Linked DNA regions of Mus musculus: region 1 is linked to region 2. Evidence: chromatin contacts called from ENCODE Hi-C or POLR2A ChIA-PET data. All regions are on one chromosome and are shown on one strand. Each heading gives the region's core, a stretch centred on a gene start or an enhancer-like site at or near the end of the contact. The rest is flanking DNA. Distances are from core to core; before and after follow the strand shown.

Evidence for each region. Hi-C counts contacts between places; a loop is a spot of excess contacts on that map. ChIA-PET counts read pairs that join two places held with the same protein, here RNA polymerase II (POLR2A).
Region 1: a loop to region 2 is called in a map of gastrocnemius, with 8 times the contacts of the local background. The contact joins the enhancer-like site here to the promoter of Cd164 in region 2. A Hi-C loop is called at or near these places in 9 of 37 maps with a recorded cell type or tissue (CH12.LX, gastrocnemius, heart and 1 more). POLR2A ChIA-PET finds 5 or more read pairs at or near these places in 5 of 5 experiments (Patski and embryonic stem cell).

Annotation. Positions count from the first base shown.
Region 1 is chr10:41,597,038-41,600,052 of GRCm38, forward strand. Ccdc162 (coiled-coil domain containing 162) reads right to left here. Exons shown (of 48, transcript NM_001358562.1): 30 at 1,380-1,518. Among named protein-coding and RNA genes, the nearest start is that of 5730435O14Rik, 31 kb to the left of the region's middle. Within about 2 kb of position 1,406, at least 2 of the 3 ENCODE cell types and tissues checked have a DNase peak (open chromatin) inside an H3K27ac peak, as active enhancers do; they include gastrocnemius and heart, where a contact is called at or near this core.
Region 2 is chr10:41,517,907-41,521,181 of GRCm38, forward strand. Cd164 (CD164 antigen) reads left to right here and starts at 1,594. Exons shown (of 6, transcript NM_016898.2): 1 at 1,594-1,794. The coding sequence starts at 1,629.

The DNA of each region.
Region 1 (3,015 bases), core at 156-2,655, 79 kb after region 2:
TCCCTAAAACAGGACCAGACAGAACCCTCTATGGCTGGAACCAAACCACAACGGAAGAAAGAACAAACCCTTGGGCTTTCAGAGTAAAGGTCAATTCAGTGGCCAACTTGGTGACTATCTAGCAGTCTTTACAGCTTTACAGCTCACAAACTAAACTAAGCTACAGATCCAAAGCTGTTTGTCAATAAAAAGTAAGAAAGTCAGCATGAAGCTTTGCACTCTGCTAAATTTATATTCTAAACCCAAGGACTGTTGGCAGAAACAAGCAAATGCTAAGTAAAAGAATATGTTCACTCACTATAATTCCCTGAGATATTCTCTATGGATTCTGTATGGATACACCGTGCTAAGGGTGGGAAACACGTGTAATCTCTGCTACAGCCCGTTGGGCCCCTTCTTGGCTGAATTCATCTCACACTGGAGATGAATTGGACAAAGTTGGTAAGTTTTGGTAATTTAGGAGTAACTGGAGCTGGCTGCGGGTGGGGGGAGGCTCATGACTGTAATCTGGGCACTAGAAGGCTGGTCCAAACTCAAGGCTGTCCTGTTTACAGAGCAAGTTCCAGGCTAACAAGGGATACAAATTAAGACTTTCTTTCAAAACGAAATAAAAGGATCATTAGAGTTGGACTGGTGAATAGGCTGACGGCTCAGGAGGCTAACTAAGATAGAAGGATCCCAGGTTCAAGGCCTGCTTTGGCTACTCAGTTTCATGATTTCCTAGGGTACATAGCAAGATACTAGTTCTGTTGCTGATGCCCTTTAATTAAAAGCAACAGGCTTTTAACACTCCCCCTAACACCCTCCCCCTTTACAAATCCAGGGGTCCTTAGGCCGACTCTTTTTCTTTCTCATATAAAACATTTTCTGGAAACATGAATATTAATCCAAACTCAATCCAAATCCATTAAAATCCTGACTAATCAGCCACATAAAACTTTTGTATGCATCAAACTTGAGGAAATGCTTCCTGTAAGACCAAGGTAGAGTTTATTTAAAAATCAACCCCTGTAGCCAGTCCTAGGAGCGTCAGGTGGTCAGTGAAAGCTGTCCCTTTGAAAGGTAGAGCGGAAAAGGAGAAATGAACTCTTCAGAATAATGATCTTCAGAAACACAAAAGCTTTAATCCCTATGACACAAACTGAGGCTGTTTAGGAAATGTCGTGAAAAACCTCAGGAGCACCAGGGCAGACTTCACACACACAGGCACACACAGGCTTTGCAAGAAACGTTTGGTAGCCAGTGTGCCGGATCTATCTGCAGCCCTATTTTAGGCTGGTTCTCTAATCTTGCTAACCGTGGCCTCCCTGAATGGGGCCTCTGCAAGCACCTGCTCAGCAGAATCCAGTTGGCAGGAACAGTACTTCTCTAGCCCTTACCGGAGGAGATGTCTCATGGCTGCATCGAACTGCAGCAACGTCACCTCCCTGCGGAGGAGGAGGGCCTGGGCCACCTGGCTCGGGTCCTGGGGTCTCTGGAGACTGTCAATCATTTTCTGCAGCTCTTGAAGTTCATTCCCTAGAAAGCAGGCAACAACTCAAGTCAGACTGTGAAATACAGACTGCCGAAGCCAACCCATCAGACTTGCCTTTCACCTCCGGGACCAAGTAGTCACCCAAATCAGACTTCCTTTGTTTGTGGACGTGCTAATTATATGTCTTGCAAGACCAGCAGCTTTGGAAACCAGGTCTGATTTAGCTACCCTTCCTTCTTTCCTCTGGGGGATAGAAACACCCTGGCTTTAGCACAGTAAGAACATACTGTTCAAAGTCTGAAATCAGCAAAGCCATGGTCTCAGAACAGAAGGAGTAAGAAATGGCATGGGATGAGGAGGTCCTCAGAATACCCACTAGGGACTTCAAGTTACTGTCAGATAGAGCCTACATTCATTTTCATTGTCATGCCGAGAGAATCGGCTTCCCTTTGTCACCAGTGCATGGACTGAAAGACTCGAGTCAGAAAGCCAGTACAAAGATGCGATGCATAGACATACTTGTACACACATATATGTGTATACATATTCACATATGAACTTCTAGGCGATTCGAGCCATTTCAGGAATTGAACCTTTGCCACAAAAGAAGGATCCACAGATAAAAACTGGAAAGAGCAGCTTTCTGGAACACCCGGGCTGGGCTGAGGAACCTGGCCTGCACCTGGCCTTCTGCCCTTGGCTCAAGGAGGGAGATGAAACCGGAGAGCTCAGCAAAAAAGAGCAAACACGCAGGAGCCCGTCAGGGCTGTGTGTTCAGGGCTATCTGAATATCAGCTGTCCAAAAAACGTTTGTCAGCTTCCGCTGAGGGGGGTGACAGCTTTCCACCCTGGGACAGGACAGGCTGTGAAGCTGTGGTCAGTGTCCCTCCATGGCAGCCCAAGACGGGCATTGCTCAAGGACATTGATGAGGGTGCTTCCTCTCTTGGCAGCCATTCCAGACCCAAGCAGCCTTCTTCCTACCTGGCCAGTGCTGGGCCTCCTCAGCCCTTCGCACACCAGGAAACAGAGGACTATGGGAATGAAGCTGTGTGTGTGAGTTTGACCAGAGCTGTTCTAGCCTTGAGAATGGCTGTTGGTACTTGCGACATTTTCATGTGACGTTGGGGAAGATGAGCGGTCCAGGTTCCGTGTCCCACTGTTATTCTACACATGACAGATAGATGATTGGGGTTTTCCCAGTCCCAAATAATTGGGTCTAATCATCACATAATAAACAAACAAACAAACAAACAAGAGTTCTCTGAATGTGATAGCTCCATCGGGCTACAGAGAAGTTCCCAATGAGAGGGAAGTATCAGGAACACAAACTGCAGAACTTTTGAGGTGCATGGCAGGAGCAGAGCTGGTCACTGAGTGCCATTTGTCTATGGCTTGTGGTTTTGGTCTACAAGCAACACATCTTCAGGCAAGTGGCAACCAAACGAAAATTTTTACAGCCATCTGTGGTCGCTTGTAAAAGAAAATAAATAAATGAAACCCCGCCTACCCTATGAGTAAAGCACCATAGAGATGTAAATAT
Region 2 (3,275 bases), core at 344-2,843:
ACACTCAAGTGACAAGCTGTTAAATCAATGGTCCCCACAGCAGAGTGTGTTCATCCTAGGGACAAATGAGATCATCGATTTGGGAGCAGGAAGAGGAGATGGAACATAACCTCTGCTTTAAAATCTCCAAACAGAAGTTCTTCTTTTAGCCTAGGTGTCATGTGAGGCGTTTGAGAGAACAGCAGCTTCTCTAAAGCTCTTATGATGACTATTTGACTGCACCTTAATGCTAAGACCATTGATTTGGTCAGTCACAACCCACTGGCTCATATTTATTTTACAGAGTACACCCACAAAGGAACCACATTAAATTCATTACTGGCAGAAATAAGGGCTTTCAATCTTTCGCTAAAGTTGTAAAAATGCTTTTAGAGTCATTTTTTAAAATGCATACTACAGCGAAACAGACACCACCGAAACATCTGATATTCTTGTTATTAGGGTCACATGCATAATTAAAATTATGACATTAAAATTGTAACATAAAATATGGCAAACGCTAAACAATCAAGACAGCATAGTGCAAAACCCAGGGACTCTTGCATGAGGGACAATCGTTCTACCAAATGAACTACATTCCTAGCTCTACCTATCATTTTCAAGTCTCATTTAAAAAAAAAAAAAAAACCAAAACCACCTACTATAAGCATGTCAAGCGTTGATTATTTTGTGAGACCCGGCATCAGATGGCGCTCACGACTAAAGAGAGCCAGAGTCCGCCAACAGGCACTGAAAATGCCTGTTCTGCCACTATGCTATCCTAGTGTCAGGGTCAGGTCACTTTCCCCAAGTCTCATACTTCGTCGCTCGTGATGTGGGGATAGGAAGAGGCACGAAGGCTTTTCATCCCTAGCCGTCTTCCTCTCTGACCACAGTGATTGGGGCTGGGACAGATCGATCCCTACTGCGGATCTCTGAGTGACTCGGAAGAAGCAGGTGAGGCAAGGGCACCGGTGGCGGTTACGACAAGGAAGCGTCCGGGACAGATCACTTTCGGTCCCACCCACAGCTACGGGCACTGAACCAGTGGCCCGGCAAACTCTTGGATCCCGTGGTTCCGTCATTACTGAGTCCCCGAACTCTCAAAAACAAAAATTCACACTTAAAAATAAATCAAGCTTCACGGAAGAAAAGGCGGCTCCTACAGAGCCCTAGGCGAGCGCGGTCAGCAGAACTCAAGCTCAGCGGTCTCAGAGCCTCCGGGCTTCTTACCCGCAGCGCGCTACCGAGGGGTCACGTGACACCTCGCGGCCCGCCTCCCAGGCGGCGCAGGTGGACGCCCCTCGCTACGTCACGTGGGCAGTTCCATCCTTGCCAGGGCGGGGGGAGATCATCCGTGGTGCAGATGTGAGGAAAGCTCCATTGTGCCGCGCGTGATCCTCCCAGGACAAGAAGGACGGCTTGCGACGCACGGACTGCTGCCCTAGAGGTCTCCGCGGCCGCTTCTCTCCCTCCGGCCGGCTTCCTAGTGGTCTCGCCCGTTCCGCCCCGCCCCGCCGGGCTGCTCACGTGACCGGCGCGCGCTCCCGCGGGGCGGGCTTCTCGGGGGGCGGCGCCGCAGGGACGCAGTGCTAGACGGAGCCTGCTTTGCCGCAGCTTTTCTCCCGGACGCCTGGGCTGAAGACACAATGTCGGGCTCCTCCCGCCGACTGCTCTGGGCCGCCACCTGCCTCGCCGTGCTCTGCGTCTCGGCCGCGCAGCCCAACATCACCACCCTGGCTCCCAACGTGACCGAGGTGCCGACCACGACCACCAAAGTGGTCCCGACGACGCAAATGCCCACCGTGCTACCAGGTGGGCGCCCGCCGCACGCGCCGAGCCGGTGGGGACTCGCGCAACATGGCCGCCCGGCCGGAGGACGGCGGCCCGACGGGGTGGGGGGCGAAGGCGACAGGCGAGCTAGGCCGCGAGCGTTGCCCTCAGAGGCGCCATCCCCCCAAGCGCCTGGTAACTCCGCGCCGCAGCTCGGGACGGCGACGTGGCTTGCTTCCGCGGTGGCAGTTAGGAGTAATTGGACGAGGCGACGCGCCCCGCGGTCGGCGGGGTGCGCAAACTTTGGGCTCGTGGGACAGACTCTTGTCCTCCCCTCGAAACTTCTCCGGAAGTTTCTAATGAAGGAGTTCGGGATAGGTGGGGGACATTTAGAGATGAGTTGGGTGTCCCTTTGCCCCCTCCCACCAGCGAGCCTCCTGTAACTTCACGTTGACTTAGCTGAGCGGTGTTGGCTGTATCTGAGATTTGAGTGGTAAGGGAAGAACGAGGCTTGTGGCGGATGATGAGAAGTGAAACCTAGGGACATATAAAGAGCAAGATGTGATCTCCCGGGGGCCTGTGTTTTAAGGCTGTGGAGTTAGGTTGAAATTCAGTCTGTCCGTTTTTCTGAAATCCGATCAAGGAACACGCCTTTTGTTCAACTCTAGGGTTCGTTAAGGCTTGTACAAATTGGCATAGGCCGTGACGACGCAAATGAGACAGAAGGTAAATTTGAAGTAATGAGGTGAAAACACGACGTGCTTTAAGTTGGTTATTGCTCTTAATCTAGTAACTGCGCTTCTCAACCTAAAGATTGACTTGTCCTAGTGCCTTCTCTAGGGTTTTGGTTTTTTTTTTTTTTTTTTTTTTTTAATATGAATAAAACTAAGTAGTTCCCGATTTTTTGTTAGAAGGATGCTAGGGTAACAGATATTTTTAAATGAACAAAGTAAATTACAGAACAGTTCTGGGAATCTCTATCACGGTTAAAGTGATAAAGTAAAATATTGTTTGACTCCTACCTACTTGACAATTTCCTCCCAGACTTGTAATGTGTGGGTTCTTCATATTGTTTTAAGAGAAGCCTGGAAATACAAGTTAATTGCCTTGTATAATTGAAATGCCCACAGAGGAGATAACTTGTGTTTTCTGGCAATTACGGGGTTAGCTGCAGCATTCCGAAGGCTGCATCCATTATCAGGCTACACTGTTGTGAACAGCGTGTCTTAAGAACGAGTACTTTATGAATGGTTCTTCGTGTCCTGTTTGCAGTAAATACGTGTTGAGATCCAGGGCTTCAGCAAAGGAGAATGGTGCAGGCGACTAGTTTCTAGAAAAGAAAGGAACTTAGCTCCATTCTGGCCTGCTAAATTCTAATTTCTGGATTGTTTGGTTTAGTGTTCCCGAAGCCCCAACCATACAGTTGTTTTGTTGCCACTTTGTAACTAATTGTGTTGCTTGTTTTGAATCCTAATGTAAATATGATAGGCAGATGGTCTTAGCAGGCCCCTGTGAAAGGGCTG